2 separate regions of the Mus musculus genome follow, and region 2 is linked to region 1. Evidence: chromatin contacts called from ENCODE Hi-C or POLR2A ChIA-PET data. All regions are on one chromosome and are shown on one strand. The core of a region is the stretch at or near the end of the contact, and the rest is flanking DNA. Distances in the headings are between cores, read along the strand shown. Region 1 holds the start of Cdnf (cerebral dopamine neurotrophic factor). Region 2 holds the start of Fam107b (family with sequence similarity 107, member B).

Region 1 (2,700 bases), core at 63-2,562:
TATTTGTTTCTTATAGTTTAATAAAAGGCTTCTTCTAGCCCATGCATTTTCCCGTTTAGATCTGTGCAGTAAGCTGGATCAAATGTATACAACATTCTATACCTAGCAAGCATGATTACACGACTCTCCCACAAATACAGCTTTTCCACCTGCTTCCCTACAAACGAAGTAGCTACTCCCCTGGGACTTTCCTGATAAATCGAATGAGACTTAAAACCGAAGATAGCATCGGTTAAATTCCTTAACATTGTTCCTTCTCCATCGATATTGAGGAGGAAAAAGCTATAGTTCCTTGTTAAGTTCTCAGTTCTAGAATCAAGTGTGTACAGCAAGAGTCAGTTCTTAACTAGGAACCCTTCTCTCGAGGGCAGTTACACAGTGCTCTGGTTGCTCAGAAATTCAAATACCTCCCACCTCCGGGAACCCCGAACCAGTGACGTCACCGTGACCTCTTAGGGACTCTGCGGTCAGTTGTCACTAGGACTTCTCTAGCATCCAGGGGGTCCTGACATCCAGGTTTGTTCTAGGCGTCTTTACAAGAACGATGTCCCCCGCCCCGAGGACTCCAGGCATCCTGGAGCCCTGACGTCTTTTGAACTCTTCTGGGCATCCTATGGCCCGGTCTCCTAAGTGCACCCTGCATGCTTGAGGCCTTTTCGTCCCTAAAACTCCTCAAACAGCCAAGACGTCCAGGATACCCTGGAGTATCCAAGATCCGGCTCTCTGTATCCACCCTCCACACAGCGTGCTTGGCCTTGGAGGGAGAGCCGAGAACCCGCAACATTGCCACTTGCTTGCACGCACGGTTCCCGGGCCGATGACCCGGAGCCCAGAAAACAGGGTGGCCGCCACGGAACCCGGAGACAGCTTCCCAGGCTCACCTTGTAGACAGCCACACAGGCTGATGTGCAGCCCAGGTGCACGCCGATCGCCGCCATAAGGCGGCGGAGACCACGGCAGCTCAACGAAGGACCCTTCAGCAGCTTCAGCTAGCTTCCTCGGAACAAGCCCATCAGGCACTGCGGAGACTTCACGTTCCCGCCCGCCTACTGCGTCCGGTCTGCTGCGCCGGCCTCCCAAGTCGCAGCCAATCAACATAAGGATGCCGCCTTTCATCAGAACGGTTAGCCAATAGTTTTAGCGCATCACTCCGCGCTCCTTGGGAGCCCGGCGTAAACGCCGGTCTGCTCAAGCTCAAGCCGGAAAGGCCCGGAAGAGGGTCATTAGCTCCTCCCTCTCCTGAGCGCCGTTCATCAGAGCCAATGGGAACGCCTGGTGAGATTGCGTCACTTGTTTCCTGCCTCTTTCCGGCTTCACGAGGCAGCCCCCACTACAGTAAGGAAGGTGTGGGTAGTTCCGGGTCCCAGGCTCAGCATGCGGTGCATCAGTCCAACTGCTCTGGTGACCTTTTGCGCCGGGTTTTGTATCTCGAACCCTGTGCTGGCGCAGGGCCTGGAGGCCGGTGTGGGGCCGAGGGCTGACTGTGAAGGTGAGCGGTGTGTGACCTGCTTGCATGGCGGCGACACCGCGCTCAGCCTAGCAATTGCCTAAGCAGCTTCTCCCGGCCCAAGCTGTAAATAACATTTCACCCTTCTGCTTTTGCTGTCATTATTAAGGTGGCGCAGAAAAAGGAGTGAAATAGGATTCGTATTAGATTTTGTGCAAATGGTCTCCGCTGCCAACTTGATTTTGTTGCTCCTAACCGAGGAGACTTGCTTCTCTGCTCAGAAGACATGTTTTGAGGTTCAAACTAATTGCCATTCCTAGGAGGTAAATAAAACATGGCAATACGTTAGGGTTGCTGAAATCAAAGACAAGGGTACGGCTGACTAGGACTTTATAGACAAGCTGCTTTACAAAGGAGCACATTAATTCCTAGAGAACGATAAAATAGACGCCTGTTTTCTTCTGTGGACTTGGCGATCATACCTTCAATTCCACCATCCCACCTGGTTTTGAGGGTGTTATAGTACCTAGGTTTTGTAAAAACAAAACAAAACAAAAAAACAGTGTATTTTGTAGAGGACTGTTAACAAGAGCCAAGATGAACAGTTTTGATAGTCCCTTTGGGACCACTGTAGCACTTCTTGTTTTATTGAAGTGATGTAAACATATATCTTCTCATCTTGAGAGCAGATGTACTGAACAGAAAATGGAGACAAGATTCATGTGGAATGGGCAGTTGAGTCTTATTGTAAGTAAATAGTATTAATAGTAGTTGGAGTCCAGCTTTCTATCAGCAATTATCAAACCTTCCTCTAGAAATTTAAAATAAGTTTAGATGTTATTTAAAATTTCTGTAGCTAAAGATACTGGTTTAACAGTTATAATTTCAGTTAAAGATCTCATCTTGGGCAAGCAGGATTTTATTATAGAACTTCAAACTATTTTGAAATCATTATAGATTGATGTATGAAACTACTTTAATAAACAAAAAAGGGCTGGAGAGATGGCTCAGTGGTTAAGAGCACTGACTGCTTTTCCAGAGGTCCTGAGTGCAATTCCCAGCAACTACATGGTGGCTCACAATCTGTAATGGGGTCTGATGCCCTCTTCTGGTGTGGCTGAGGACAGTGACAGTGTACTCACATATATAAAATAAATAAACCTTAAACAAAACAAAACAACAAAGAAAACCCTGAACCTTAAATAACAACAATGTAACACACACATTTGACATCACACCAATGCACACAAATG
Region 2 (2,700 bases), core at 118-2,617, 200 kb after region 1:
CTTGGAGACTAGGGAGCCATCAGGGGGAGAGGAAACTCCATGCATGGGGGTGAATGGCAGAAGACTGCGAGTGAAGCACAGCAGAGAGCCCCTGGGACTGGGAAGGCTCTGAGGAAATTATTGTTGGCTTACCTCTATGAGAAAGCGGCAAAGGAATATTGCAAAGTTATCACTATTACGTGCTGTATTTTAGACTAATGTGAAGTAATGTGAATCCTGGGGTGAGTGTGTCTATTGCTCCTGGATTGGGAGGATGCCCAGGAGCTGGCTAAGAGGACTCTGTAAGACTGAAACATTTGGAATAGGTAATTTGCTCATTGAAATCCACTGACAGCATTTTTCCCCCTGTGCAAATATGACCTAAGCTCTTTGAGTCAGAAAAGTTTCCTAATAAATAAATCCTTAGTCATCTGTTGCCAAGAAAATGAAAAGGCTTTGGTATGGAATCCATCAACCTGCTGGCCTTGTTCTCACCCTGAGACAGGGCCTGCTTTTGAACTCGTGATTCATGTAAATGGCTGAACTCGTGATTCATGTAAATGGCACCCTTGGAATTTTGGGTAGGGCAGGGAAACAATTCAGGAGAGCTAGAGAATGAAATTAGATTTTTTTTTTTTAAAGATCAGATCAGTCCTTCCTTGATCTAAATTCTCCATCTGCCCTTTGGTGAGGGTGGAGAGGAAAGCCCAGGTCAGTGGGTTCTGAGCCTTCAGTTGACTGTGACTTTATGTAATTATAACAAACTCCTTTTTTGATTTTCTTCCAAAAAAAATATTTGGCAGGGTTTCAACAGACCGAAGAGAAAGGGGTGGGGGAGAACAAAAAGGAGAGAGAACACAGAGATACAATAAGAGATACACAGTAACATAGAGACATAGACACACAGTAAGAGAGCTACAGATACATAAAGACATAAGACACAGAGAGACAGAAAGGACAAACAGAAAGAGAAACAGAGAGAGCAAGAGAAGGACAAACAGAGAGACAGAGCATGAGAGGGACAGACAGAGAGAAACACATATACAAAGGAGAGACAGAAAGATGAGAAATAAACTCAAAAGCAGATGCATAATGAATTTTAAATTGTGGGCCCCGTGAACTTGCAGCTGACACCTTCCATTAGACAGGTGACAACTTTTCCTTCCACCTTCCTGGTCCTTTCCTGGGCACCCAAGCAAAGGAAAGTAAACCCGCACAACAGAGGCCCCTGCCACATGACCAAGGATCCAGAGCTCTCATCTGAGTCCACTAGGGCAAAGCAAGGCTGAAAGCTCGGGGGGCGTGGTCGGCCGTTCGGGGGCGTGGCCTAGGAGTTGGGCGTGACTTAGTGATGACTCAGCGGCCCCGCCCCGTCCCCGGCCCGCCCCGCCACTTAATTCTGACGCGCGAGGCCGCCGGGTGCGAGAGCCGCCCCGAGCCGGACGGGCTTCTTACTCCGGCGTTGCAACCGCCGTCGGAACCGCCCTCTCGCCACCTCGGTGGCTAAGGTGCCGGGTACCAACGCCAGCAGCGGAGCGCGCCAGGGAGCAGCGCGCCTTTGTGCGAGGTAGGCTGGCCCCACACTTACTTCTCACACAAAGACGAGGGGCTTGCAAGGCGGCCGCCCGCCGGGAGAAAGCGACGGGTGTCTGACCCCGGCCTGGGGGACCCTGTCGTTGGCCTGCAGGGCGGGCTGGGGTATGCGGTCCCTCGGGCGTAGGCGAGCAGCGGGGAGCCTGGTGGCCCTGCGCTGCTTGGGGAGGTCTAGGGTGCAGGGCCCGGGCGGCGGCCCGGATCGAGGGGCGCCGGGGCGGAGGGGCCCCCTGGAGAGGGGGGAATCCAGGCTGCTGCTTGGTTGGTTCATTGTTGCATCCTCGGCCCTGCAGACCCAGACCTTAAGACCCAGGCTGCAGTGGCTGCGCGCCCCGGGCCAGATGCCCGCCTTGCCTGTCCCGGCAGCAGGACAGGGTCAGCGTCCCGAAGCCGGCTCCTACCCGGCAGACAAAGGCGGGGTCGTGCTGCTTTGAAAGGTGGTAGTGACACTGTTTCCTGTCTGCAAGTAACTTTTCTATGTTGGACTCTGCTGTGCCTCTTGGAGTCCGGTCAAGCCAGGGGGTTTGGGTGATGTCAGCGCAGAAGTCCCCACATTTTTGGGGGACTCAGTGATTGCCTCCTGAAACATTTCTGGATGACTGGGAGGTAATCTGGTGTATAAGAGCCAAGTTTTGACATGTGTGCTGGAAGTGAAGCGTCCCCAGCTCTCTTTGAAATGTAGAGAGTTCCTGTTGAGAGGATGAAGTGCACACACCAGCCATCCCAATCCCTTCTCAGATTTTTGTCCAGGACTGCTAAGTGAGGTTACTTAGTCAGAATGGGGGGTGATACTGGAGGCGCCAACAGGGGAACAGAAGGAGCCCTGTTTGGCTTGACTTTCTGAATTTGAGCCTCCCTGCTAACAGGTACACTTTCTCTAGGCATGCTACCTCACTAGCATTTGGACATGTTAAAGTTGCTCTAAATCCTGTCAGAGATGCCTGTCTAGGGACGGTTCCTTAGTGTTTGGAGTTTCAGGCTTTACAACTTTGAATTAATAATCATATATATTTGTGATAAATTAAAAACCAGAAGATAGGTCACTCATGTGGCCACCACCCACACATACCCTGAGGATGAAGGTGTATTTGCTTTATAGGTGGCAGGGAAGTTTGTGTGTGTGTGTGT

The links. A loop is a pair of places that touch in the nucleus more often than their neighbours do. ChIA-PET counts read pairs that join two places held with the same protein, here RNA polymerase II (POLR2A).
Region 2: a loop to region 1 is called in a map of T-helper 1 cell, with 2.1 times the contacts of the local background. The contact joins the promoter of Fam107b here to the promoter of Cdnf in region 1. A Hi-C loop is called at or near these places in 1 of 37 maps with a recorded cell type or tissue (T-helper 1 cell). POLR2A ChIA-PET finds 5 or more read pairs at or near these places in 4 of 5 experiments (Patski and embryonic stem cell).

Annotation. Positions count from the first base shown.
Region 1 is chr2:3,511,753-3,514,452 of GRCm38, forward strand. Cdnf (cerebral dopamine neurotrophic factor) reads left to right here and starts at 1,313. Exons shown (of 4, transcript NM_177647.4): 1 at 1,313-1,489. The coding sequence starts at 1,375. It overlaps Hspa14 (heat shock protein 14), which reads right to left and starts at 1,062. Exons shown (of 14, transcript NM_015765.2): 1 at 882-1,062. The coding sequence starts at 938.
Region 2 is chr2:3,712,091-3,714,790 of GRCm38, forward strand. It overlaps Fam107b (family with sequence similarity 107, member B), which reads left to right and starts at 1,368. Exons shown (of 4, transcript NM_025626.4): 1 at 1,368-1,546.